Regions from separate parts of the Homo sapiens genome. Here all the other regions are linked to region 1. The links are chromatin contacts, found by Hi-C or POLR2A ChIA-PET in ENCODE. All regions are on one chromosome and are shown on one strand. The core of a region is the stretch at or near the end of the contact, and the rest is flanking DNA. Distances in the headings are between cores, read along the strand shown.

Region 1 (5,411 bases), core at 1,956-4,455:
AACTAAGTGCACACATGCCCTATTTCTTCCTATAGAAGGCCCTTGAGGGCCAGCACAGGGACAATGACTGCACTGCCTCTCTGAAGCCTCTGAGCTCAGCAAGTCAGCAGAATCCCTGTGTGCCCAGCCATGCTGTGCCACCAGCCAGGGCCAGCATCCAGTCTGCCCACCTAGCTGTTGTCCTGGGGCACCCTGGGTGTCCCCCACAAGGTGCCTGGGGGCCCAGCTGTCCTGCTTTCCTGCAGGAGGCACCCACCATGCTTGTCAGCGGCATTGACATCAGCTCCAAGGTCCAGGAGGCGCTGCAGGCAGGGCAGGCGCTCAGGCTCCTCGCTGGCCAGGTCCAAGGGGCTACTCTCGTGGATCTGAGCCAAGGAAGCACAGCCAGGTTGGCTTGGGAAGCTGCTCAGGCCCCTGCCCAACCCTGCTTCAAAGCAAGCTGGACCTGGCACTTACCCGGTCCCTCCGATTAACGTCGGCCCCGTGATGCACCAGCAGCTCCACCATGTCCGGCTGGTTCCGCAGGACGGCGATGTGCAAGGCCGTGTAGTAGGTGACTGGGTCTGAAGGTGCAGACACAGCTCATGTGGGTCCTATCTGTCCGCATTCTTATGGGGCCCCCGGACCCAGAGCCCAGCCCCAAACTCCCACCTAAAGTGTCCAGAAGCACAGGCCCAGCCTCCTGTCACCATCAAGGGTTAGGACAGAGCTGTCCTCACCAGATACTAGAGGGCCCTCGGGGTGTTCTAGTGGGCACGCTACTGAAGCTGTTGGGGGCTTTAGTTTCCTCTTCTGTAAGAAGGGACCATAAAACGGGGCGCACCCTCTCAGAATGGCTGGGAGGCCGCGCTACACAGCAGCTCTGGCGGCTCTGCTTTGTAGGCCTGGTGGTAACAGCCAGGTTCTCCAAGCTGGTCTCCAAGTCACTGGCTTCAGAACCGGCCCTCCCGTCTCAGCTCCTTGACCCTCCAGGAGCCCAGCAGACTCCAAGCCCGTCTTCGGATGGGGAAAGGAGACGTGCCTGGCTGTCTCAGGCCCCTATTAGGTCACAAGGCAGCCCTGCCTGTCTGCCGACTAACCCTGCCCTCCCTGGGCTGAAAAACACAGAGAAAGGAGCTCGGCTCCATCTCCATCCCTGGCACTCAGGAGCCAGGAGCCAGGGTGTCCTGTGGTGATTTATGCCTAATGCAGCCTGTTTTCCCCTCTCCCTACGGCATGAGAAAAAAAAAAACAAATTGGCTCAGAGTAAGTAGCAGAAAATTACCTTCCCTTAGCTCTGGGCACAGTGCCAGCAGCCGCATTTTTGCATTAATGGAAGTGGGGATTAATCTGGGAGCTGGGGAAAGTTTGCTAATCAATCACATGGTAGAAGCAGCAACACTCGCTCTTGGAACAGAGGTGGGAAGAGCCATGTGAAAACCCGCAGGGGGTGGGAGGCCACCCAATGGGAGTTTCCTTAGTTGCAGCCACCCAGGAAATAAAGGGGGGGAAGTCACTCCTCAGAGGATGGTAGAAGCCAAGGCTGGGGACATGGGCGCCCACCCAGCGTCGGGCCGCGTTTAAGCCACCTGCCCACCCCCGGGGCTCTCGCTGACCTTCAAAGTTGAGATTGGCCCCATGCCGCAAGAGAACGTCGGCCGCCCGCGTCAGCCCCAGCTCAGCCATCTTGAGCAGGGCGTTGCTCACGCCTTCCTGGTAAAAGGGAGAGTGGGCTTTCCTCTCCAGCAGCTCAGTGAGAACAAGGATTCGGCTCTCCTCGCTGGCGACATAACTGGGCCTGGGACAGGAGAGAGGCTGAGGGTAGGCACAGCTGTGGGACCGGGTGACCGCGCAGCCTGTGGGTTGGTGGGCTTTAGTCCTGCTATCATCATCAGCAAGCAGGGCCCTGGCTCTGTGGGTCACAGGGGCTTGGGGGAAGCTCTGAAGTAGAGAGAGGGCCACGCTGCATCTCTTAATACGGGAGCAGACTGGGATTTGCGGAGAATGGGCTGGGTCTGTCTGCGCTCTCCTCCCGCGTTGCCCAGAGTCCGGTCGCAGACTTAGGTACAAAGCCTCACACACCTGGGCTGCTGGGACTGAAGGGACCACCAGCCTGGAGGCCAAGAGCCCAAGCCCGACTTTGATGCTTCTTCCTCAGAAAGCCCTTCCATCCTCAAACCCGCAGGACCCCAGCCCCGGCAACACCTGCAGCCAGGACAGCAACACAGCCTCCTCCCTCCCCTCACATTGAGACCTTCAGCTGATATTGATGAAGAAAGCCTACGTTTCCACCAGAGTCCCTGGATGGCGAGACTCATCATTACCACGTGTTGGAAATACCAACTGACAACCCCCTCAACACCTGAGCCGAGCCCCTTCCTTCTGCTCTCCCCTCCCTTCCACCTCGCGTGCCGCCGTACAATTACTTGTCAGTCTCTCCTCTGGAGCACATGCGCCAAGAAGGCGGGGGTTTTGCTGAGCCACTGATGGACCCCAGGTGCCTAGTACCATGGGCAGTGAATGCAGATTCGCTCCCGACCCCTTTCCTGCAGGTCCACGACAGACCAGCTCTTGTCTATAAAAACGCAAACTCTGCTACAAAAGCCCACCTTCACACTGCTCTGGGGTAACATCTGAGGCCTCACGGATTCCACCCTGCTCCTCTGCCACGCCGGGGGGTGGCACAGGACAGGCAGGCGACAGGGTGGGGCTGAGGCGCAGGCCCTGCGACAACCCGCGGGCCTCCGCCCTCGGGCCCTCCCCGCCCTTCGTCTCCGCCATGCAAGGGGCAGGAGTGGGATCCGCGCGGGGCAGCGCGCACTCCGAGCCACGCAACCCCGGCTTCCGCCCGTCCCTTCCTCTGTCAAGGGGGACGCATCCACCCCGCCCGGCTTGTGGTGATAAAGTGGGACGCTGCGGGGTCGGAGCGGCCTCGGCCAGCTCACGGGAGGGGGTGAGTTACCGGTCCAGAGACTCCTGCCGCTCGGGGTCCTGGATCCCCAGGGAGCCCAGAATCGCATCCACCAGCGGCTGGTACTCGAAGATGATCCTCCGGAAGCCGTGCAGGAACGGCATCGCCGCGGGCCCCGCGCAGCAGGGCCGTCGCGCTTTCTGCCGAGGCCGAGATGCCCAGACGCCGACCGGAACGCTCCGGCGGCCGCGGACCCCACCTGCTCCGCCAGTCCAGCCCCTGCGCCCGGCCGGGTCCGCTCCTCAGTCCAAGCCGCGCCCCCGCCGGAAGTGACCCTCGTACTTCCTGCCCGCGCCGACTCAGGGTGGGCCATATGGCGACAGCGCCCCCTGCGGGCTCGGAGGACCTCGGCGCGTCCTGGGGCACGACCGCCAGGCCGACTCGGGCGATGTCCAGTGGGCGGCCCCAGCGGAGTGGGAGAGTGGAGGATCGAGCCAAGCCAGATCCGAGACTCAGGCGGGTCCGCCCCTTCCTGCCAGGGCCCGGCCCGGCTCGGCTTCGCCCTGCGATCCCGCCCGCGACCGCTGGGCGCCGTCCGAGTTCCGCCGGTCGTGCTCTCGGCCCTGCCGCTGCCCCACTGGCCCTGGGCGCCCCTGAGAGCTGTGGTCATCAGACACTGCCCCTTCCGGTTCGGGCTGGCCCTCGCCTTCCCTGAAGAGGGGCTGGGCCACCTCTGTCACCACCCGGCCCGCTGACTGGAATGATGAGGACCAGGGTACTCGCACGTCCCCTCCTCAGTTTCTTATTCTCTGTCCCGGGGAGCACCTGGCCAGGACGGCTGCTAGCCCTCTCCACCTCTGCCTTGATGGACTCAGTGAATCTTGTTTTTTGTTGTTGTTGTTTTTGTTTTTTTGGGGGACGTAGTCTCGCTCTGTTGCCCAGGCTGGAGTGCAATGGCACGATCTCGGCTCACTGCAACCTCCGCCTCCCGGGTTCAAGCGATTCTCCTGCCTCAGCCTCCCGAGTAGCTGGGATTACAGGCGCTGGCCACCACGCCCAGCTTATTCTTGTATTTTTAGTAGAGACAGGGTTTCACCATATTGGCCAGGCTGGTCTCGAACTCCTGACCTCGTGATCCTCCCACCTCGGCCTCCCAAAGTGCTGGGATTACAGGCATGAGCCACGGTGCCCAGCCCGAATCTTGTGTATTTTTTAGAGACAGGGTCTCACTCTGTCTCCCAGGCTGGAGTGTAGTGTAGTGATCATGACTCACTGCAGCTTTGAACCCCTGGGCTCAGGTGATCCTCCCGCCTCAGCCTCCCGAGAAGCTGGGAACACAGGAGTGTGCTACCGCCTGTCTCTGAACTTGGATTTCCTCATCTGTAAAATGGGTAGAATCCCCAGCACTTTGAGAGGCCGAGGCAGGTGGATCACCTGAGGTCAGAAGTTCGAAGCTGCAGACCGGCCTGGCCAATATGATGAAACCCTGTCTCTACTAAAAATACAAAAATTACCCGGGCGTGGTGGCAGGCGCCTGTAATCCCAGCTACTTGGGAGGCTGAGGCAGGAGAATTGCTTGAACCCGGGAGGCGGAGGTTGCAGTGAGTGGAGATCGCACCATCACACTCCAGCCTGGGCAATAAGAACGAAACTCTGTCTCAAAAAGAAAAAAAAAAAGTATAATCACACTCACCTGAGATGCTGGAGCCAGCGCACTGTAATTGTTGGTGGAAGTGGAATTCAGTGGGAAGGAGCCAAAACCCTCTGGTTCAGGAAGAAGGGGCGGAGTGGGCAGCCGGGTTTAAGCCCCTTTAGGGCAACACCAGCTTGGGCTTCCTAGAAGCAGCTCCAGGCCGCAGAGTCCACAGCTGCCAGCACGTTTCTGCCTTGGTTCTCGCTGTAGGAAAGAAATTTCTCCCTGGGTGAAATCGGGAAATTCTGCTCACATGGAAATGGACATTTCCAGCTTGCCTTGGAAAAACCACTTTTCTGGAGTCGAGGCACCTCCCCTTGGGCCATGCATTTGAGCCTCCTCTCCCACCTGGAGTCTGCGTGGGGGGGCCTTGATGCCTTCTTGCTTCTGGGAAGCTGATGATGAAGAGGGGTTTCCCGCCCCAGCAGTCCACATCACAGCGTTGGCCTCCTGGGCCTTGCTCTGCCAAGTTGGGCCCCTCTCCCTGGAACCTGCCAGACAGCGAGAGTTGCCCAGCCCAGGAAAAAAACATTTAAAGGCGCATTTCAAGACAATCCGATGGGTCTTAGAGTAAACATTTTTATATTTATTTATTTATTATTATTATTATTATTATTTTTCAGACGGAGTCTCACTCTGTTGCCTAAGCTGGAGTGCAGTGGCAGGATCTCGGCTCACTGCAACCTCCAACCCCTGGGTTCAAGCCTACCAGGTAGCTGGAATTACAGGCATGCGCTACCACGCCAGGCTAATTTTTGTATTTTTAGTAGAGACGGGGTTTCACCATGTTGGCCAGGCTATTCTCGAACTCCTGACCTCAGGTGATCC
Region 2 (5,411 bases), core at 1,911-4,410, 490 kb after region 1:
TACACCCAGCTAATTTTTGTATTTTTAGTAGAGACAGGGTTTCGCAAAGTTGGCCAGGCTAGTCTCAAACTCCTGACCTCAGGTGATCCACCCGCCTCGGCCTCCCAGAGTGCGGGGATTACAGCGTGAGTCACTGCGCCTGGCCAGTGTGGCTTGCTTTTTTGCTTTTTTTTTTTTTTTAAGACTGGGTCTCTCTATGCTACCTTAAGATGGACTCCAACTCCTGGGTTCAGAGCTCAAAAGATCCTCCCGCCTCAGTCACCTGAGTAGCTGGGACTGCAGGTGTAGGCCACCATGCCTGGCTTTCATTTTATAAAATCTAGCTGTGTCTTTCAAAATGGGAAATTAAATATCTGAGTTCCTTTTTTTTTTTTTTTTTTTTTTGAGACGGAGTCTCGCTCTGTCGCCCAGGCTGGAGTGCAGTAGTGCGATCCCGGCCACTATTTTTACTCATTTAGAAAAATGGGATCACACTGTCATGTTCTTCTGCAGCCATTTTTGTTTTATTCATTTAAAAAATTATTGGAGTATCAGCTGGGTGCGGTGGCTCATGCCTATAATCCCAGCACTTTGGGAGACCGAGGCGGGCAGATCACGAGGTCAGGAGATCGAGACCATCCTGTCCAACATGGTGAAACCCCATCTCTACTAAAAATAAAAAATAAAAAAATTAGCTGGGCATGGTGGCGTGTGCTTGTAGTCCCAGCTACTTGGCAGGCTGAGGCAGGAGAATCGCTTGAACCCAGGAGGCTGAGGTTGCAGTAAGCCGAGATAGAGTGCCACTGCACTCCAGCCTGGGCGACAGAGCGAGACTCTGTCTCAAAAAAAAAAAAAAAATTGGAGTATCTACCTCTCTCTTCTTTCAAATTTCCCTGCAGAAAACTAGTTACATGTTGTGGTAATAAATTTTCCTTAAGAACAGAAAAGTTAAGACAGTTTTTTTAAAACCTAAAACAGGACTCTGATGGACATGAAAAGTTCTATCAGCTAGCACCAAAAGACAGAGCTTGCTAGAAATTATTAGGATCATAATTTCTTGGAATATATAAGGTATAGGCCTCCCAGAGTTAGTTTGCTTCCTGAGTCTTGAAAGAACGTTTCCAAGTCTTTTTTTTTTTTTTTTTTTTGAGACGGAGTTTCGCTCTTGTCTCCCAGGCTGGAGTGCAATGGCGTGATCTCGGCTCACTGCAACCTCCGCCTCTTGGGTTCAAGCGATTCTCTTGCCTCAGCCTCCCGAGTAGCTGGGATTACAGTCATGCGCCACCATGCCACGCCTGGCTAATTTTGTATTTTTAGTAGAGACGGGTTTTCTCCGTGTTGGTCAGGCTGGTCTCGAACTCCTGACCTCAGGTGATCCACCCACCTCGGCCTCCCAAAGTGCTGGGATTATAGGCGTGAGCCATCGCGCCCGGCCCTGTTTCCAAGTCTTTCATCTGTTCGTTTGGCATTGTCACTTCAGACAGTTCCTTTGCTCAAGCAAACATCAGACTTCAGTGGTAGAGAGAGATGCAAGAGCAGACACTCCACTTGGGGTTGATTTTTTTTTTCTTTCTTTGTTTTATTTTTTCTTTCCCATGGATTTTATGTCATCCACCAAATAGGCACAGGTCATCACAGAACCTCTCTTGTTGCATGCAGTGATAATGAGTGGTCCTTGACCAGCAGGCCAGCTGAGCTTAGTCCCCTTGCACAGGCCATGCTCTAGTGGCCAGCACATTGAGTCTTTGTCACTGCAAGGAGAAATGAAGGCATCCTGTCTTGCTAGAGAACTTGGTAGTATTTGTACTTCTGTGAGTGTGGACCTCGAATGCTTGCAGCATCTGCCAGAGAAGAGGACAGAAGTCAGTAATTTCCCTGTGTGGCTTTATTTTGCTATTACTACTGGTAAATATTCCTCAAAGCCTGAGCATAAGAAATAAAATCTTTGGAGATTGAAATCAAGGGCTTATGTCTGTGGATAGGGTGAGGAAGGGTTAAGAACAACCTGACTAAAGTGTCTTGTGCTCCCGGTGGGTGTGGCTGTTAGCAATATCTTGGTCACCTGGAGAGAGAGAAGAAATTCAAGTGTAACTAGCAGAGTAGCCATGTCTCTCCGCTGCACGTATTAATTCACACTGTAAGTGTCACATACTTTTCTTTGAGTGATTCTGTTTTCTGTTTCCTAGTTCATTTGTGAAAGCAAATTGTTAAAGTGGTGTCCTAATTTTAATGTTGATCTGATTTCCTGTTTCTTTCCTCCTCATGCAGATTGTGTGTTACATATACTTCACTAGGATCATTGCATTTCTCCTCAAACTCGCTGTTCCATTCCAGTGGAAGTGGCTCTACCAGGTACGCTGCTCACAGGGCAGAATGCCAGAGAATTTATGCCTGAGGATAAAGTCTTGAAGTGTAACTTAACAGTTGTTACTAATTTATCTGGGAATGACCACTAAGACCTTCCATCTCTTCTTTTTTTTAACTAAAAATTTTTTTTTTAGTTTTTGAGACAGGGTCTCACTCTGTCACCCAGGCTGGAGTGCAGTGGCGCAATCTCAGCTCACTGCAACCTCCACCTCCCGGGTTCAAGCGATTCTCCTGCCTCAGCCTCCTGAGTAGCTGGGATTATAGGGATGCACCACCATGCCCAGTTAATTTTTGTTTTTTTAGTAGAGATGGGGCTTTGCAGTGTTGGCCAGGCTGGTCTCAAACACCTGATCTCAAGTGATCCGCCCACCTTGGCCTCCCAGTGTTCTGGGATTACAGGTGTGAGCCACCACACTTGGCCTCCTTCCATCTCTTCTGGCCTATAATTGAGATGATCTGTTTGTCCAGAAATGCTGCTGGATTCTATGAGGAATCTGAAAATAATTGCATTCTTGATTTTAGTTTTCAGTCTTAAAAGTCAAGAGAAAAGCTTCAGGTAGAGAAAGATTTGCCCTGAATCATTAGAACTTAGATGAGATGTGGTCCTTTCCTTTAGTTACAGGGCTGAGTAGTTAGAATTCAGGCTGCCCTTCTTCTTTGCCCATTTTATTATTTCGATAATAAGTATCTTTGCGACAAACTAGAACTAGCTTAACTACTAGAGGAAGCCACCAAATGACTTTTTTCTTGAATAACTCACTGGGTGCTGTAGGCACTGTGGGAGGAAGTGGGTATGTGGTGAGCTCTTAAAAGCTACCCATGAAGACTGGTGAAAGCACAGCAGAGCACAGCCTCGGAAATGTCAGCCCTGGGCAGGACACTCCTCGTTTAGGCCTCGGCAAGTCTAAGGAAAATGCCCTGTAGCAGGAAGTGGCATCTGAGTAAAGAACCATCGAGTGGTGGGTTGTGGGGAAATATGTCAGTTTGTTGAATTCCACTGCTTTCTGAAGAACAGTGTTGCTAATCTCTTTATTTTGGGGTGGTTTTTAAACTTGCAGCTCCTGGATGAAACGGCCACACTGGTCTTCTTTGTTCTAACGGGGTATAAATTCCGTCCGGCTTCAGATAACCCCTACCTACAACTTTCTCAGGAAGAAGAAGACTTGGAAATGGAGTCCGTGTAAGAAATCTTTCTTCCCTCTTCCTTAGCCCTGACCCCTTTGCCTAACACAAAGCAGCACAGTGTGAATCGGGTCGGCTGCTCTCAGCATTTCGTGGCTGCAGGGGTGGTTCCTCTATTTTTAGCAGAAGGAAGCGGACACTGGAGCCCCAGGCTGTCTGATCTGGTTTGAAGTACAGTATCTGCCAAACCTAGCTGGGTCTTGTCAGGGAAGATGGAACTTGCCGTTCCACTAAGCATCATTGGAGCCTGCTTTCAAGAACTCAGTGGCAAGAACTTAGGAATATACGTGGCCAGTTCACGAGGGAGAACAGGGGGCCGACTTTCTGTCAGGCCCGCCATCAGGCGCTTACGTCTGAAAATGGAATCTTCTGAGTCATCTCTAAGTCTGCTAATGATCCTCAGACATCCTCTATCGTCAGATAACTGCGTGGCTTTTCACAGCACAATGACTTTGACCTATATCTGAGCACTAATAGGGGCTTTTCTGAGTCACACAGTGAATGACTCTAGGGTCCTATTTTCTGGGAAAGGGCCATCATTGTCTAGAAAAATGAGTAGTGATTAAGCATATTTGCTTGTTAACTGAAATTTGATAAGCCAGGTCAATGCTGTGTTTGATGATTAGCCTAAGGCAGAGTTTTCCCTTCTTGGTTCACTGGTATCAAGTGTTCTGCCCCCAGCCCTGGCAGCCTTTGAATTCTTCCCAATTCAGAGGCTGAGACTCGGCCCATGCTAAGCTCTGCTTGGCTGTCAGCGGGTCAGGCAGCATGGGACAGCTCTCTCTGCTCAGCTCCACGGCAACAGTAAAGGAAGGCAGGTCCTGCCAGCGGGCGCCAAACAGCATCTCCCCATGCAGAGGAAGAAACACCTCCTTCTAAACAGTGGAGAGGAGTGCAGGAGGCCCATCAGCTGTGCCTTTCCCAGAAGTGGCAGGATCTGAGCAAGTGTCTGTTGGTTGAAGAGGCACACATGTCAGGCTGGCAACCAGCAGCATCAGGAAATAACCTAAGACGCGGTGTGTTTATCATTCCCCTGCTGGGAGCCTTTGGCTTGGTCCGTCCGCATAACACGGGGTTCTTTGGGTAGGCAGCTAGAAGCCGAGCGGCCGGGTCGCAGCATCGTCTCCTTTACTGCATTGTACTCCACAGTCGTAATGGGAGGTTCCCGCTTCCCACATCCTTTCCCTCAGCCGTTACATCTTGGAGCCTGGATGCATTATGAAGGTATTTTTGTTTCGTGGCAACAATTTTTTTAAAATTTTGTTTTGGTGCTTCTTTGACAACGCGGCCCACGCAGCTGCCCTCTGTGCAGCCATTACCCCACCAGGCCTGACACAGCTTCTCTCTCTGGGCCTGGGTATGAGGGCACAGTCCAAAGTAACACTGACTTTCTCTCTCTTTCCCCTTCTGTTTCTTTGACCATCTCTCTTTAGGCCTACCAGTTTTGGCAACAGAAGTTACCGGTCAATAATCAGCAAGTTAAAAAGTATCGGATGCGATTTCAATTATCAGACTTGGTAGCTGCCTCCTAGGCTGTGGGTATCCTCAATGATCTGAATTACTTCTGTCATCTTGAGGAGTGAGAGTGGAAGGAAATGTTTGGTGTGGGTTCCTGGGCCAGGAGGTTTTCTCCCTGGGGTTCCCATTCCAGAACGCTGTCCTCATTCATGGTTGCTGTTCACCTTTCACCACTCCCTGCATTATTTCATGTGGGCGAGGAACGTGTGTGGAAATGGGGATTGGGGACTAATAGACTTGTCTCTTCACCAGGTCTCCCCACACTTCCAGACCAGAAAACACTTTTTAGTTATAGAAATGGATATATCGGCTGGGTGCAGTGGCTCATGCCTATAATCCCAGCACTTTAGGAGGCCGAGGCAGGC
Region 3 (5,411 bases), core at 1,347-3,846, 470 kb after region 1:
GGGTCTGTGTAAAGAAGTGTTAGTGTCAAGTCAGTGGTTGATGAGAAAATATCCTTATTAAATCACATGCAGAGTGGTAGAAATTCAGAAGGCTAGCAGCAATAAAACACTTTACCCTTAGTGATATAATTCCATGGCTATTGGAATGCAATTCTTTTGAAATAAATTTTAAAGAAAATAGATTCACCCCGGCCTTCCATTACAAGTGCTTCTTTTTTTTTTTTTTAACCCGAGATGGAGTTTCGCTCTTGTTGCCCAGGGTGGAGTGCAATGGCTCAATCTCGGCCCACTGCAACCTCTGCCTCCTGGGTTCAAGTGATTCTCCTGCCTCAGCCTCCTGAGTAGCTGGGATTACAGGTGCGTGTCACCATGCCTGGCTAATTTTTTTTGTATTTTTAGTAGAGACAGGGTTTCGCCATTTTGGCCAGGCTGGTCTCAAACTCCTGACCTCCGGTGATCCACTTGCCTTGTCCTCCCAAAGTGCTGGGATTATAGGCATGAGTCACCGCAGCTGGCTGAGGTGCTTCTTATTGCAATGCCCCATCCAGTAAATTAATATTTTTGAGGATCCTGGGGTTTGTCAGTTACTCTCATTATTTATAACATGGTGCAAATGGAGAGTACTTCTCATTCCAGCCAGTTAGATTCACTCTTCACCCTCATTCCATCATACATCACACATGATCTCGTATCAGTTCAGCAGACAGCTACCAGCATAGAAGAGAGTATGAATGATGCTCCCACCTCAGCCTCCTGGGTAGCTGGGACCACAGGCACACACTACCATACCCAGCCAATTTTTTGTAGACAGGGTTTTGCCATGTTGCCCAGGCTGGTCTCAAACTCCTGGGTTCAAGTGATCTTCCCACCTCAGCCTCCCAAAGTGCTGGGATTATAGGCATGAGCCACCGCACCCAGTGGAATATGAATGACTCTTCCTCCTCACTGCAGCCTCCTGCCGTCCTGCACAGGAATTAGTCACTCGGGTATCTAACATAGGATGTCCAGCATTGTTTCCAGATCGAAAAGAGCACCTCATTAGGGAACAGAGGTTCACACCCTACTTTTACACATGCCACTATCAGAATAGTCAAATATAAGGAACCCCAACAAGCTGTCGAGGTGTAAGCAGCCATTTCCTGCCCCTTGTTAATTACAACACTAATGAGCAGATTCCAAATGGCAAAATTCCTTAAGGTAAATATCCTAAAAATTACTGTAAAATGAAAAAAGTCAGTAAGTACTGGAGAGGTGATTCAAGATTAATAATATTTTTAGGCTGGGCGCGGTGGTTCACGCCTGTAATCCCAGCACTTTGGGAGGCTGAGGTGGGCGGATCACGAGGTCAAGAGATCGAGACCATCCTGGCCAACATGGCAAAACCCCATCTTAACTAAAAATATAAAAATTAGCTGGGCGTGGTAGCATGTGCCTGTAGTCCCAGCTACTCGGGAGGCTGAGGCAGGAGAATTGCTTGAACCCAGGAGGCGGAGGTTGCAGTGAGCCAAGATCATGCCACTGCACTCCAGCCTGGCGACAGAACAAGACTCTGTCTCAAAATAAATAAATAAATAAATAAATAATAATAATAATAATAATACTTGTAAATATCCCGATTCAGCCAGCATTGCTTCAGGGCCAGCAGTGTACTGGTTAGCTTTCGTGTGGTGTTCCATTCAGTTCTCAAGCAGATAGCCCCTCTCACAGGTGGGCAAATTACGGAGGATTTAGGAAGAGTAATTGATTTGCTGACAAGAGTGAGTGACAGTGTCAGACCACAGCCGCCTTCCCTCACACAGCCTGTCTGCCTGTGCCCTGTTCAGCCCTCAGGGAAGTCTCTCTGTTGGTGGCTTTTCATGGTGCCTCCACCTCTCACCTGCGGCTCCTGTAATAATGTTAATGTTCCTCTGCCTGAAATGTAATGATGGTCATTAGGTACCAGCACATCACAGCCCCAGACAGTGTCCCTGGAGGCTGGCATTTTTCAGCAGTGTTAAAAATCTCCACTCGATAAGTTTGCATGGTGCTGTATGTTCACAGCTCTTAGACCTAGACTCTAGAAGTCAGCTGGTGACTTTCTTCTAGGGTTTATTCTCTCCTGGTGGCAGGTGAGCCCAGTGATGCTCCATTGTCATGGGAGTGTTGGGTAGGGGGTGGTTGTGGGAGTGAGAGATTAACAGGAGCATTAAATGATGGAGTTTTGTTTTCTCCTCACGCTCTGGTCCCTGCTAGACTTATTGCCACAGATTTGGCCAGCAGAGGGCGACTTTACCTCAGACGTGTTGATATCAACCATTTCCCCCCCTCTACCCGTTTTAGGGAGAGTGCTCTAAAGTGATGTAGTCCAACCTTTCAGCATGTAATTGAGAAATTCAGCCTCAAGTTACTAGAGCTGGAAATAGAGAGGAGTGCAGATTTGTCAGCTAACTTTTTGTTCTCTAAATGTTTATTTTTAGGTCAATCAGACATTTACAAGAAGCATCAGCAACAGATGGAAAAGGCAAGTTCTCTCGTGCTCATTTTGTGTTGCTCAGCTTGCTCTGAACCCACGTGCTGCGGCACTGCGGAGGAGTGGAGGCAGCCTATGGTGTCAAGATGCTGTCTTCCTGGGAGGAGAGCTAGGGGAGGCCTGGGGCCCACTTCGTGAGAGCAGCCAGGGGTAGTTTGGAGAAGGAGGTGTTGAGTCAGTTGTATAAGGAGGAGGTTGGGGGTGACTGCTGCTTATTAAGATGATTCATTTCATTTCCACTCGTGGTTGTGATTTTCACCTTCTCAAAACTGAGTCAGCAAGAGAAAATCTTGTCTTAGAAGGGCCAGATAACACTTCGCTGTGAGAACAGGAGGGATAATGGATTGGAGATGGCTATGTGTAAAGCAGCCCTGCCTGCTGATTTAACACACTTTCAAAATAGATGTGTCAGTATTCATTTAAAGCAAGACTCTGATGACAGAAGGAACCTTGAAAACTACCTGATATTGAAATGGTTGTGCCCTTTATAGCCCTTTTGCATCTCCTTGACTTTCCAGTCATGCCTCCTAAATCAGAAGAAAAGCTGCAAAGAAAATGTTTTGTGTGGTTCTGGGCTTATTTGAATAATGTTCATGACCACAGGCTGCCATAGCACAAGTGAGAATTTCAGACCACAAGGGTTTAAGGAGCAGTGCTCTCTTCTCTCAAAGCTCAGAACGGTCTCTGGATCCATGGTATCGTACACCCAGTGTGGATATTAACATTCTTTAATGCAGGTTATGAATAATAAATAAAACAGGTTTTTGTTAATAAAGTTTTGTTGCTGACTCTATTTCTGATTATAAAGCCAATGTAGATTCATTTTAGAAAATTCGGAAAATGCATAGTAGCTGTAAATCTTCTTTCACAAACCTGGTATATAACTAATAACGCATTATTTCTTTAAGTTAAATTAAACATGACTTTGAGGCTTCACGCCAGGGTCAGCCCTAGGTTGTTATTTAGAGCACAGTATTCTGGAGGATCTCGCCAGTTTGGGCCTGGAACAGATAGTATGGCATTCCTGCTGTCCAGGTTCACGTAACTCTTGCTCCTAGGCAGCCTGTGTGCAAGTCATACCCAGGCTTGGAGCCTTGGTCAGTGGTCAGAGGCCAGCCTCCCAAGGCCCACTCAGCTTCTGCGACCTGCACCAGCTTTTGTTTTCTTTCTAGTCCTGGGAATAGCCCTTCTCCCGTTTTCTCATTTTTTTCCCCTCAAAGATACCAGGTTCCCTTCTTTTCCCTCTGGAGTGTCCTCTTGTGATAGGTTCTTTTCAGTGGCTTTAAGCAGGTTCTTTTCAGTGGCTTTAAGCAGGAGTCACAGAGCTTTTGCTTCTAGCCGGGCTACATAGCCTTTCTTGGAGCCCAGTAAAGCACCCTGCCATCATTAGAAAAACCCAAGGTAGGAAGTACAAATCCACCTCTAGGAATAATTGGGGATATTCTTTTTTTTTTTTTTTTTTTTTTTTGAGACGGAGTTTTGCTCTTTTTGCCCAGGCTAGAGTGCAATGGCATGATCTCGGCTTACTGCAACCTCCACCTCCTGGGTTCAAGCAATTCTTCTGCCTCAGCCTCCCAAGTAGCTGGGATTACAGGCGCCTGCCAGCACGCCTGGCTAATTTGGGGATATTCTTCTTTTTTAAGACAGAGCTTTGCTCTGTCACCCAAGCTAGAATGCAGTGGCACGATCTCTGCTCTCTGTAGCCTCTGCCTTCTGGGTTCAAGCGATTCTCCTTCCTCAGCCTCCCAAGTAGCTGGGATTACAGGTGCCTGCTACCACGCTCAGCTAATTTTTGTGTTTTTAGTACAGATGAGGTTTCACCACCTTGGCCAGGCTGGTCTCGAACTCCTGACCTCAAGTGATCTGCCTGCCTCGGCCTCCCAAAGTGCTGGGATTACAGATGTGAACCACCACGCCCAGCCTCTTTGGGGATATTCTTGTCCTTATTTTTCTTTTATCGTGTTATATAAGAAGGTAGTTTTATTATATTTGTAACTTGGTGAACAGGTAGTCTTTTTCTTTCTTTTTTTTTTTTTTTGGAGACGAAGTCTCGCACTGTCTGCCAGGCTGGAGTGCAGTGATGCGATCTCAGCTCACTGCTACCTCTGCCTCCCAGCTTCAAGCGATTCTCCTGCCTCAGCCTCCCAAATAGCTGGGATTACAGGCACCCACCACCACACCCAGCTAATGTTTTGTATTTTTAGTAGAGACAGGGTTCCACTATGTTGGCCAGGCTGGTCGCAAACTCCTGACCTCGCGATCCACCTGCCTCGGCCTCCCAAAGTGCTGGGATTACAGGCATGAGCCCCCGCGCCCGGCTAGGCTTTTTCTTATTTTAATATATCGCGATGAGACCATTTAACTTTATTATCTTATACACTTCTGTATTTCTCATTGGTTCTTCCGGCTGTTTGGCTAAAAATGTGTAAAAATCCCAAGGGCGGTGCTTTTTGTTGGCGAGGCTTACCTGTGTGTTTCTCTTTGCTCGATCCTGCCCGTTGATGAATTCCTCCCTTCTTTGCGTCCTCCCCGGCCCCTGCTTCGTCCTCCTGACTCGTCTACCTGTTCGGTCCTCCATCTTGCTTTAGCGAGTGTGGGGTGGCTGTGGTGACTGCCACTGGGACCATTTATTCCACCTGAGGTTGGTTGGTAGCTGAGGATCTTAGTAAGGTGCTCTGTCTGGAGTAGATGGCACAGCAGGTGAGGCAGCATGGGGTCAGCGTTGTCCCCCAGCATCTGTAGTAAAGGGTAACTTCCTTTAACAGGAACGCTTTTGTCATGGCCTGGGCACACAAGGCAGTTTCTCATTTTTTTCCACCAGGTGACAGCATGGGACCTCTTCAGCAGAGAGCGAATCTAAGAGCAGGAAGTCGCATAGGTAAACCAGGGTTCACATTCCCCA
Region 4 (5,411 bases), core at 1,606-4,105, 410 kb before region 1:
GCTTGGTCTCATTGGGGAGACAGACATGTGAGAAACAATTCCAACAGAACATTGTAGGTGCTATAATAGAGATCTAGAGAGGCTGAGAGTGGGAGTGCAGGGTGGAGGAAGTGTTGACAAACATTAGGATTGCCCATTGCTCTTGGGAGGATGCCCAGATTTCTGTGCAATCAGCCTCCCATTGTCTTTGGGTCTTAGTTTAAATGTCACCTCCTTGGGGACAGTGTCCAGATTACAGCCAGGGCATCCCCAAAGAAGAGTCTGACTGGTAGCTTTGGGGTTCCATGGTGTCTGCCCTCGGTCATGTGACACTGATGAGCTGCTCTCTCCTCGCCCTTTTGGCTTGTGGTCTGCTTTCATTTTTCAACTCACTGCTGTAAAATAAGGGAAAAATGCAATACAATGTTTTGATAGTTCCCACTCATAACCATTGCAGTCAAAGATGCTGATGAAGACCCACAAACACAGGGAGAGCCGTTTGCAGGCCTGGTTCAGAGGGAAGAATTTTACTAATTCTACCTCTTACACCCTCATTCCAATTCAGGGAGGTAGAGACCATCCTTATCCCTACTTCAGGGTGGGGGCTGTCAGGCAGAACCAGGCCGTGTCCCGGCTTGTTTGGTCTCATTGTAGGCACTGTTTTGACTTTCCAAGTCTGTCCACTTCCATGAAATGGGCGAGTCATAGGTGCAGAGATCAAGACTCCAAGAGATTGAGTTGTGTGGCCAAGGTCACCAGATCTGGGACCCACCCTGAGACTTCACCCCTCACTGCTTGTGCCACCAGCCATCTCATCTTTGCTCTCTGGCTTCCAGCCCCTCTGCATCTCTGGCCAATGGTCTGAGAGGTGAAGGGACACGTGTCCCCTCTGGGCTGAAGCACAGAAGAACCAGAGCTGACTTCCCTGTAGTCTGTTCCCCTGTTCTAGTGACTGAGAAGATCACTTGTTCCAGATGAGGAGCTACAAGATGGTGGAGCCCCTGGCCTGGATCCCTGTGTGGCCATGTGGAGCAGAGCAGTGGCCATATAGCCTTCATGAGAGACAGACTTCTGTTATGTTGATCCACTGAGATTTTGAGGTTGTTTGTTCCTGCAGCAGAGTGTCACGTAGCATGGCTAACACAACACTCTCCCACCTCCAAGGTGCCTACTCACTATGTGTGAGAAGATGGGTGAGCACCGTCCACATCCTCCACCTGTGCGGATCCTCAGGAGGTGCTCATGGCCACTTTCTGGAATGGCCTGAGTGAGGCTGAGCCATACAGCTGCACAGGATATTCTGGCTTTTGCTGACGTGGTCTCTTGTCCACGCTGGGTCCTTGGCAGGGCTTGGGCCCTAGGCTGGCAAGGCTGCTTCCCTTCTCTGCTGGGCCTCTCTGAACCTGGCAGAGCCACCAGAACCTGGGCACAGCTGGGGTCCCTCCTGTGTGCACCCCTCTGGAGCCAAGCCCTTCCACAAAAGTCCCAGCTGCTGCTGGCAGGGTGGAGGGACATCTGGGCCACACAAGCCTTGGTGCCTCTGCCAGTGCCAGAAACCAGGCATCACCCCACAGCTAATGTAGGCCTGGTTGGCAGGGAACATGGCCTGCTGGGAGCTCGTGCCTCTGGGCCTCTCCAGCCTCATCCCTGCCCACCCTGCCCCCACCCCCATGCCATCCTCTGTCTTGGATCCTTTGCTCCAGCTGTTCCCTCTGCTGGAACACCTTTCCTGCCCGGCCTCCTTTCCCCCAATCTGGACGCCTTCCTCACCCTGGAAAGGCCCTTCTTCCCTCTCCCATTGCACTATGCCACTTGGACATGGACCCTGTCACTTGGCTGTGTACCCCTTGGTTGGCTTGCCCATCTGTTCTACGAGGGTATGGTCCTCGAGGGCAGGAACTGTCCCACTCTTGGGACTGAGCCCTGGCTTGGCCATGCATGGCGTGAGTGGAATGAATGAATGGACGCCCGCTCTGCTTGGGAGACTGCACCTGTCCATTAAGCACCTGCTCCAGGCCAGGCCCGTCACCACCCCCACCCCCCACTGTGCTCGGGCTCCTTTTGGGCCACCATGAGCTCATGAGGTCATCGCATAGGCTCATAAAGTTGTTGTTATTGTCGTTGCTATTTTTCATCCCTGTCTTAGCCTGGTTGCCCTGAAAACAGAGCCTGTGATGAAGACTCAGGTGCAAAAGGGAAGGGCTCCGAGGGGGCTGTGTGAGGGGGTGGGAGAGTGAGGCTGAGCAGGAGAAGCCCATGTTAGGGTGTCATGGGGCTGGTCACCACTGTGGGCAGGGTGGCCTCCATCCCTACTGGGCCCCTCCAAGGGGTATATGGAAAGCAGCCCTCATCCCTCCAGCGTCCCAGCCCTCGTTGGTAGAGGTTGCCCTGGGCAACCCCGAAGTGCAGGCCTTTGGTGAGGACTCCCATTGGTGCCCCTCACCACTGTGTTGTCAGGGGGTGGGTAGGGGATGCAGAAAGTGAACTGAAGGACACACAGTGGGTGCAGGGGGCCACGCGCCTGCTGGGGTCTGTCCCCTTCCTGGAGCTTGCCTGGACGCAGTGATGAAGCTGCAGGCATGTGACACATTTGCTTCAGCTCCCATTCTACAGACAAGTCAACTGAGGCCCAAAGGTGAGGTCATTGGAATAGTGCCTACAGTCACTTTAAGGATGCAAAAGTGCTTTGAAGACTGTCAACTTCATTCTTTCATCCTTTCAAACCACATCCTGTTGCTGCAGGTGGGGCACGTGAGAAGCTCACATCCCTGCCCCAGCAGCTTAGGTCCTGGGGGTGGGACTGTGGGTGCTCACGATCCTCAAAGCTGCAGTGCCCAAGGTTAGGGAGCCACTGCTGCTGCGGGGCGGGGTCAGGCAGAGCCAGGCTGTGTCCTGGAGCCATCGGCCCCGTTGCAGGTGCTGCTCTGACTCTTCAAGTCTGTCCTCTCCCATGAGACGGGTGAGTGACAAGGCTCACCTTACACGGCAGTCTAGGGGGACTCAGTGGGTCTTTGCTGAGATAAGTGTGCAGTTGGGAGTTCTTGGAGCTGGGCAGCCCTGGGGCTGCAGGGACAGGCTCTGGGGTGGGTGGGGAGGATGCTGGGTGGGCGAGCAGACTCTGGGGGAGGGCAGACCCCGTGCCAAGGACTTTTTGCACCTTTTCCTATTTCACCCTCCCAGTTGCCCTGTGAGGCACACACGTGATCATCCCATTTTACAGATGCAAAGGAAAAGTGGCTGCGAGGGCCAGCTGCTTGTTCAAGATCATGCAGCCAGCAGTGGCAGAGCTGGGGACAGAGCCACGGCTGCTTACCACGAGACCACGGGCCTCATAGTGGAGGCCTCAGTCCCCAGCACAGTTCCTGAGACACAGGGCTTTGGAATGACATGGTGTGTTCCTGGGGGCTAGGGGTCCTGGGAACACGGGGCAGCCGGGGGTCCTACCCAAAGCCAAGCCTGTGTGTGGTAGGGGCTGCTTTCATTCTCTTTCCCTCCCCTCAACCTCCCCCCTGCCCCCGGCCCCTCCCCACAATCATTTTTTCTGCTTGCCCTGCAAGGATGTAGCCCAGCGGCTGTTTTCAGCTCTGGAAGTACCGTGCCTATAGACAGCGCTTGGCCAGGGCCTGGTTCTGGGGCCCCTCCCAGCCCTCTCCCCTTCAGATATTGAGGTTCCTCTTCCAAACGCTGGAGGAGTCCAGGGGCTTGCTGCCGGGCCAGGCCTGATTCTAGCCCACCTCCCTCATCTCCAGTCCTCACCTCCATCCCTGCCCAGGTAGTGAAATTTTAAACAGGCACATTCCTTCTGCCCAATTTTCATTAATTGGATCTAAAAGGGTTTCTATTTTCTCCCTGAACGCTGATTGATCCTGCCGAGGTAAACAGCACCGCCAAAAACAGGGAGGGGGGTGCTGCCGAGGGAGGGAGACGGGATAACTAATGTTACTTGACATTTACTCAGAGAGAGGAAGGGAGGAAGGGAGGGAGGGAGGTGAGTCACACGCCAGAGCCTCAGCCCCCAGATTCTGCAGAAATGAACAGCCATGAGGCAGGCGGGAGCGAGAGGGCTCCGAGAAGCTTCAGTTCCCCCAATTTTGCAGGCTTCAGGGACCCCTGGGGGTTCTCCACTCCTGGGAGGAGAGGGTCTCTGCGTCCTTAAATGGCTGTGCATTTAGCTCTGAAGGTGGGACCCCTGAGGACGCAGGCAGGCTGAGCTGATGGCTTTTCTGTTTGTGACACGAGAGATTCGAGTATATGTGAATGTATCTCTCCCTGGGGGAGCTCTTTGCAGGTGGGGGGTGGTGGAGGTGGCAGGGAGGGTTGGTGCTTGGTTTCTCCCCCTGCCAGAAAAACCCAAAAGCTCTACCCAGCAATCTTTGTCCCTGGCTGCCTCAGTTTCCCAACTTGGTGCTCTACCCACTAGAGTTTATAGGAGGCATAACTGTGGTTTGGGAACCTCGGATCAAGGGGAAGATGACAGGTAACCAGGGCTTGCTCTCTGTACTGGGATGGAAAAGCTCTGGCCCCACCATTACCACCTGTGACAATGGCCTACTATGTGCAGGGAAGTCATCTCTTCAATTGTTCAACAAGTGTTTGCTGAGCAGCTGCTAGGAGCCAAGCTCTCTGCTGGTTGCTGGAGCTCCAGGAGGGAAGAGCCTGCCTGGCTCCCACCTCCCTGCCTGGCCTCTGTTCTTTCCCATCCCTCCCTTCCCTCCCTGTTCCCTGGAGCTGTGAGTGCCACCCCCGGCAGGCCTGCCACCCTGTGAGATCTTCCTCCTTTGACCCCTGCCCTTAAGAGCTGGCTGTGTTACCTCCTCTTCTGGGAACCTGCTGGTCTCTTTGCCCCTAGAAGATCCTCCTTTCCTCTGAGTACCAATGGCCTCGGTTTTCTGGGACTGCCACATCCAACATTAAGCCCATCCTCTCCCATGTGCGCCTTCTCTTGAGTCCCATGATTTTTTTTTGTTTGTTTGTGAGACGGAGTCTTGCTCTGTTGCTCAGGCTGCAGTGCGGTGGTGAGATCTTGGCTCACTGCAGCCTCTGCCTCCCGGGTTCAAGCGATTCTCCTGCCTCAGCGTCCCGAGTAGCTGGGACTACAGGTGTGCACCACCACGCCCAGCTAATTTTTGTATTTGTTTTTTTTTTAGTAGAGGCGGAGTTTCACCATGTTGGCCAGGCTGGTCTTGAACTCCTAACCCCAGGTGATTGTCTCCTCCCGGCCTCCCAAAGTGCTGGGATTACCAGCCTGAGTCACTGCACCCGGCCAAAATCTTTGAGTTTTAAATTTCAATTATTGTAATGTTCATTTCTAGAGCCTCTATTTGGTTATTTTACGAATTCACTATGTCACTTTTCATAGCTTTTATGTTCACTGGTGTTACTTTAAGCTTGTATTTTTACTTTTTTAAGACATCGTAAGCATAACTGTTTTA
Region 5 (5,411 bases), core at 1,669-4,168, 310 kb after region 1:
GGAGGCACAGGTTGCGATGAGCTGAGATTACACCACTGCACTCCAGCCTGGGCAACAGAGCGAGACTCTATTTCAAAACAAAAAAACAAAACAAAAAACAGGCCAGGTGCGGTGGCTCATGCCTGTAATCCTAGCACTTTCGGAGGCTGAGGTGGGCAGATTACCTGAGGTCAGGGGTTCGAGACCAGCCTGGCAATATGGTGAAACCTCGTCTCTACTAAAAACATGAAGATTAGCCGGGTGTGGTGGCAGGCACCTTAATCTCAGCTACTTGGGAGGCTGAGGCAGGGGAATCGCTTGAACCTGGGAGGTGGAGGTTGAAGTGAGTGGAGATCATGCCACTGCACTCTAGCCTGGGCGACAGAGTGAGACTCAAAAAACAGAAAAAAACAAACAAAAAACCAGAAACCAGCCACATGCCATTTGCAAAAGACACATGTAAATATGAGGACAAAGAAAAGTATAAAGTCAAAGTATGGGAAAGATCTGCCAGGCAATGTTAACTTAAAGATATCTGGTTTACATCAGGTAAAATAGACTTTAGGGGATTAAGCTTGACTGGGAAAGGGGGCCACTTTTTATTGATGAAAAATGAAATCACTTGAACATATTACAATTCTAAACTTCATTTGTTTAATAGAATAACTCCATAATAAAAGAGTAAAATAGACAGAACATCAATAATCCTCTACCATTATCACTGTAATAGTTGTAGATCACTGGCAACATCCCATAAATGGTTTTGTGCACCTTTTACATATTAACTCAGTTAATATTCGCATCAATCCTGTTCCTCAGTGTCCCTATTTTATAGACAAGGAAATTAAGACATAAGGATGTTACACATTTTTCTCAGAAAGTGTTAGAACAAGTTGAAAAACAAAATCCTTAATGATAGGAATATTTGGATAAAACAGTAAGTTTGGCCTAATAAAAATACTAGAGAATACATATTATTTTCAATTACTTACAGAATATTTCTAAAAACTGACTGTGTACTAGGGTATAAAACGAATCTCAACAAATAGAGAAGACTCAAACTCATACAGATTTCCCAGGACCATAATGCAATTTAGTTAGAAATCTTGCCAGGTATGGTGGCTCACGCCTGTAATCGCAGCACTTTGGGAGGCTGAGGCGGGCAGATCACTTCAGGTCAGGAGTTTGAGACCAGCCTGGCCAACATGGTAAGACCCTGTCTCTCCTAAAAATACACACAAAAAATTATCCGGGCGTGGTGGTACACACCTGTAATCCCAGGACTAGGGAGGCTGAGGCAGGAGAACTGCTTGAACCCGGGAGGCAGAGGTTGCAATGAGCCAAGATAGCACCACCGCACTCCAGCCTGGGTGACAGAATGAGACTACGTCTCAGAAAAAATAAATAAATAAATAAATAAATAAATATCTGTAACAAAAGTTGAAATATGTCATACATTTGGAAATTTAAAACCATGCTTCTAAATTGATCATAGGTGAGAGATTAAACAGTAAAAGAAAGGACAAATATCTGGAAATGGACAACATTAATAATACCACATACCAAAATATGTGGGATACAGAGAAAACAGTACTTAAGTGGGAAGTCTGTAATCTTAATGTTTATAATGGAGAAGAAGAAAGACTGAGGTAAGCATCTAAAGAAAGAACTTTTTAAAAGGGTAATGGAATAAATCCAAAGGTAATGATAGAAGGAGAAGGAGGGGAATGGGGGTGGTGGGGGAAGAAGTTAAATAAATAGAAAATAAAAATAGAAAAGGGAGGCTCCACAAAGATAAAATCTGATACTAGTAACAATGATTTTAAGGCTGGGCACAGTGGTTCATGCCCATAATCCTAATACTTTAGGAGGCTGAGGCTGAGGCCAACCTGGGCAACATAGTGAGATCCCATCTCTATATACAAAAAATAATAATATAATAAAATAAGCATAAATAATTTCTTAAAAAACGTATCCAGAAAAAAAGAAAAAAGTATTAAAAAAGGTATTAGGAGTAAATAGGGGAGATATATGCAGCAAAAATTAAGGTGAGAACATATTATGGGCAACTTTTTGCCAATAAATTTGAAAATTTATGATGAAATGGATATATTACTATAAAAAGGTAACCCACTAGGATCAACCCAGAAGTAGACAATAAAATATGGAATCCGTAGTTTGTAACTGATTTACGCAAAGAAGTATCATAAAACATTTAAGGGATAGTGAGTTTAATTTTACATATATTATTTCAGAAAAAAGAGCAAACACTCCAAAACTCATAAGTAATGCAAAGTAGAACAGACAAGAAAGGAAAATTATAGATCAATTTCAATGAATACAGACCATTTCAATGAAAAATCTTAAATAAAATATTAATAAATTCAGCTACACATAAAAACATAATACATCATAATCTAGTTGAATTTGTCCCAGGAACACTAATTTGGCTCAATGTAAAAAAAACTGATTAATGTAATTGACCACGTTAATGAATTAAAGGAAGCAGAACAAATATTTAATGATATTCAATAATAAGTCAAGCTTAAAAAAAAGCTCTTGGCAACACAGGAAAAGGAAAATTGTTTAACCAATAAAGGGTATATTAAAATCATTCTTGGCTGGCGCAGTGGCTCATGCCTGTAATCCCAGCACTTTGGGAGGCCGAGGCTGGTGGATCACCTGAGGTCAGGAGTTTGAGACCAGCCTGGCCAACGTGGTGAAACCCCATCTCTACCAAAAATACAAAAAATTAGCTGGGCGTGGTGACGCCTGTAATCCCAGCAATTTGGGAGGCTGAAGCAGGAGAATCACTTGAACCCAGGAGGTGGAGATTGCAATGAACCGAGATTGCGCTAGTGCACTCCAGCCTGGGCAACAAGAGTGAAACTTCGTCCCAAAAAAAAAAAAATCATTCTTAATGGGGAACCTTTTGAAGCACTCTCTTTGCAATCAGGAACAAGCTGAGGAAGTCCACAATGATGACTCAGCAAAACAGAGGGCATAACCAGCAGAGTTAAGATAAGAAAAAATTAACAAAAGGCATGAAGATTGGAAAAGAAATGCAACTATCATTACTTGCTGCTGATATGACCATCTCTACAGAAAAAAACAGAAATGAAATGACAGTTTAGAGGCTGAGTGCTTTTTTTTTTGAGACGGGGTCTGGCTCTGTCATCCAGGCTGGAGTGCAGCAGCAGGATTGTGGCTCACTGCAAACTCTGCCTCCCAGGACCGAGCAATCCTCCCACCTTGGCCTCCGGAGTAGCTGGGACCACAGACATGGGCTACCATGCTCCACTAATTTTTCTGTATTTTTTATGGAGAAAGGGTCTCACCATGTTGCCCAGGCTGGATCTGAACTCCTGGACTCAAACAATCTGCTCACCTTGGCCTCCCAAAGTGCTGGGATTATAGGCATGAGCCCATACACCACACCAAAAAAAAAAAAAAAATTATTTATTTAGAGACAGGGTCATTAGCAGGGTGTGGTGGGCTCCTGTAGTCCCAGCTACTCAGGAGGCTGAGGCAGGAGGATCACTTGAGCCCTGAAGACAGAGGTTGTTGTTAGCCAAGATCACACCACTGCACTCCAGCCTAGGCGATACAGCGAGACTCTGTCTCAAAAAATAAAATAAAATAAAAAATAAAAATAAATAAATAAACATAAAAAATAAAATAAAAAGAGACCATATCTCGGTATCTCTAAAATATATACATATATACTTCTTTTAGCGCGCACACACACACACACACACACACACACATATATGAATGATACATACACTGATTTGCCTCATTCAACATAAAATATCTTTTGAAACTTTGGGCTAATCTAACTTATTTTAATTGAATAACATTTTAAATATTTAACTTTAGCAGCAAATTAATGTCTTTTGGTAAAGTAAGTATCTCCATTTTGAGATCAAATACAGATATTGAGAACACTCCCCTGCTCCTGAGATGGGGTCTCGTTATGTTGCCCAGTCTGGACTCCTGGGCTCAAGCAATCCTCTTGCTTCAGTCTCCTAAGTAGCTGAGTCTAGGGGTATGTGCCACAGCACCTGGCAAGAATATGTATTTTAATATATTTAATAATTTTAGAGAAAGGCATACTAATATTAACGTATACCTAGTCTTTAAGCAAGGAATTTGGCAGAATTTGGCAAATAATAGTTCACACCATTTCCCAACTAAACTCAACTCTAACTGATCTGTCAAAAGCTCAACAAATCTATAAAAACTCAGTGCTTTCACCCACATACAGCATGAAGCTATGAATGCCCAAACAACCATGGGCATCATGAATGAGTCCTTGTTATGTAAAAGCCTAATTTTGTTTACATTGTATTGATGACTTTAATAAAAATAAAATTCAGCTTCTAGGGAAAAAACGCATATTGAGCCACAATGAGAAACAGTATACACTTTATAATATTTCTAGTTGGCAATACAAGTCCATTTAGAGAAAAGCTTTTGAGAGGACTGAAATATGCAAGGCTTCAACTACAACCTCACTGTTATCAACCAGGAGGAATCAATTAGAAGTCAGGCAAGCAGTGAGACTATTGCTCTAAAGGAACCATTATAAGCAGCCAAGCTCTTCCAGATGGCCCTGTCCTGTCTCCTCCGGCTCTCAAGAAATTGACTTTCTCTTTGAAAAGCCATTAAGAGCCACAACCTTCTGGAACGTTGTTCCCAGACTGTTCATAGTCTAAGTCTCCACTTTATCACCCTGGTGACTCAACAGATAAAACGTCTCAAATTCTAACACCGAAGATTCCCCACACTTGAGCTTCTGGTCCCCACAATGGTTGACACAAAATGAAAATGATTCCCCATGTAGCGCCTTTTGTGGCTACATTAGAAATGAGAACTTGGGGATGGGTGGTCGGTGATGAACACTCACAGGGGAAATGAAAGACACACTTGAGCTTTCTTTTGTCTTTTTTTTTTTTTGGCGATAGTTTCGCTCTTGTTACCCAGGCTGGAGTGCAGTGGCGTGATCTTGGCTCACTGCAGCCAACGCCTCCTGGGCTCAAGCGATTCTCCTGCCTCAGCCTCCCTAGTAGTTGGGATTATAGGTGCCTGCCACTGCACTCAGCTAATTTTTGTGTTTTTCGTAGAGATGGGGTTTCACCATCTTGGCCAGGCTGGTCTCGAACTCCTGGCCTCAGGTGATCCGCTCACCTCAGCCTCCCAAAGTGCTGGGATTACAGGCGTGAGCCACCGTGCCCGGCCCACACTTGAGCTTTCACCTCACCTTTTCAACATCCGCTTTTGTGACATTGATGTCAGCGTCCATTTTCTCAAAGTACTGCTGCGCCCTGTCCGCCTCTTTGCAATCGCGTTCAAATCGCCTTTTACTCTAAAATCAGAGGAAAATAATTATGAAACCATAAGAGTCCTACGAGAAGATGTAATTTTATCTA

Evidence for each region. A loop is a pair of places that touch in the nucleus more often than their neighbours do. ChIA-PET counts read pairs that join two places held with the same protein, here RNA polymerase II (POLR2A). Pooled maps may share reads with other maps.
Region 2: a loop to region 1 is called in a pooled map, with 6 times the contacts of the local background. The contact joins the enhancer-like site here to the promoter of ASB6 in region 1. A Hi-C loop is called at or near these places in 4 of 50 pooled maps. POLR2A ChIA-PET finds 5 or more read pairs at or near these places in 2 of 52 experiments (PC-9 and activated B cell).
Region 3: a loop to region 1 is called in a pooled map, with 4 times the contacts of the local background. The contact joins the enhancer-like site here to the promoter of ASB6 in region 1. A Hi-C loop is called at or near these places in 1 of 168 maps with a recorded cell type or tissue (PC-9), 1 of 37 single-sample maps with no recorded cell type and 4 of 50 pooled maps. POLR2A ChIA-PET finds 5 or more read pairs at or near these places in 4 of 52 experiments (CD8-positive, alpha-beta memory T cell, PC-9, WTC11 and 1 more).
Region 4: a pooled map shows a loop between it and region 1 (2.4-fold over the local background). The contact joins the promoter of IER5L-AS1 here to the promoter of ASB6 in region 1. A Hi-C loop is called at or near these places in 1 of 50 pooled maps. POLR2A ChIA-PET finds 5 or more read pairs at or near these places in 5 of 52 experiments (CD8-positive, alpha-beta memory T cell, OCI-LY7, PC-9 and 2 more).
Region 5: a map with no recorded cell type shows a loop between it and region 1 (7-fold over the local background). The contact joins the enhancer-like site here to the promoter of ASB6 in region 1. A Hi-C loop is called at or near these places in 2 of 37 single-sample maps with no recorded cell type and 3 of 50 pooled maps.

What each region holds. Positions count from the first base shown.
Region 1 is chr9:129,638,946-129,644,356 of GRCh38, forward strand. ASB6 (ankyrin repeat and SOCS box containing 6) reads right to left here and starts at 3,206. Exons shown (of 6, transcript NM_017873.4): 1 at 2,942-3,206; 2 at 1,596-1,777; 3 at 457-563; 4 at 257-365. The coding sequence starts at 3,054. RefSeq lists enhancers at 1,152-1,709, 1,710-2,266 and a silencer at 2,973-3,572.
Region 2 is chr9:130,125,236-130,130,646 of GRCh38, forward strand. GPR107 (G protein-coupled receptor 107) reads left to right here. Exons shown (of 18, transcript NM_020960.5): 16 at 2,248-2,331; 17 at 3,405-3,526. Among named protein-coding and RNA genes, the nearest start is that of GPRACR, 16 kb to the right of the region's middle. RefSeq lists an enhancer at 3,723-3,942. Within about 2 kb of position 3,161, at least 28 of the 41 ENCODE cell types and tissues checked have a DNase peak (open chromatin) inside an H3K27ac peak, as active enhancers do; they include PC-9, where a contact is called at or near this core.
Region 3 is chr9:130,105,040-130,110,450 of GRCh38, forward strand. GPR107 (G protein-coupled receptor 107) reads left to right here. Exons shown (of 18, transcript NM_020960.5): 14 at 2,457-2,500. Among named protein-coding and RNA genes, the nearest start is that of GPRACR, 36 kb to the right of the region's middle. Within about 2 kb of position 2,597, at least 6 of the 41 ENCODE cell types and tissues checked have a DNase peak (open chromatin) inside an H3K27ac peak, as active enhancers do.
Region 4 is chr9:129,233,374-129,238,784 of GRCh38, forward strand. IER5L-AS1 (IER5L antisense RNA 1) reads left to right here and starts at 2,856. Exons shown (of 7, transcript NR_187590.1): 1 at 2,856-2,938; 2 at 3,200-3,369. RefSeq lists an enhancer at 3,737-4,031.
Region 5 is chr9:129,952,118-129,957,528 of GRCh38, forward strand. It overlaps FNBP1 (formin binding protein 1), which reads right to left. Exons shown (of 17, transcript NM_015033.3): 6 at 5,243-5,347. Among named protein-coding and RNA genes, the nearest start is that of MIR6855, 85 kb to the left of the region's middle. Within about 2 kb of position 2,919, at least 7 of the 41 ENCODE cell types and tissues checked have a DNase peak (open chromatin) inside an H3K27ac peak, as active enhancers do.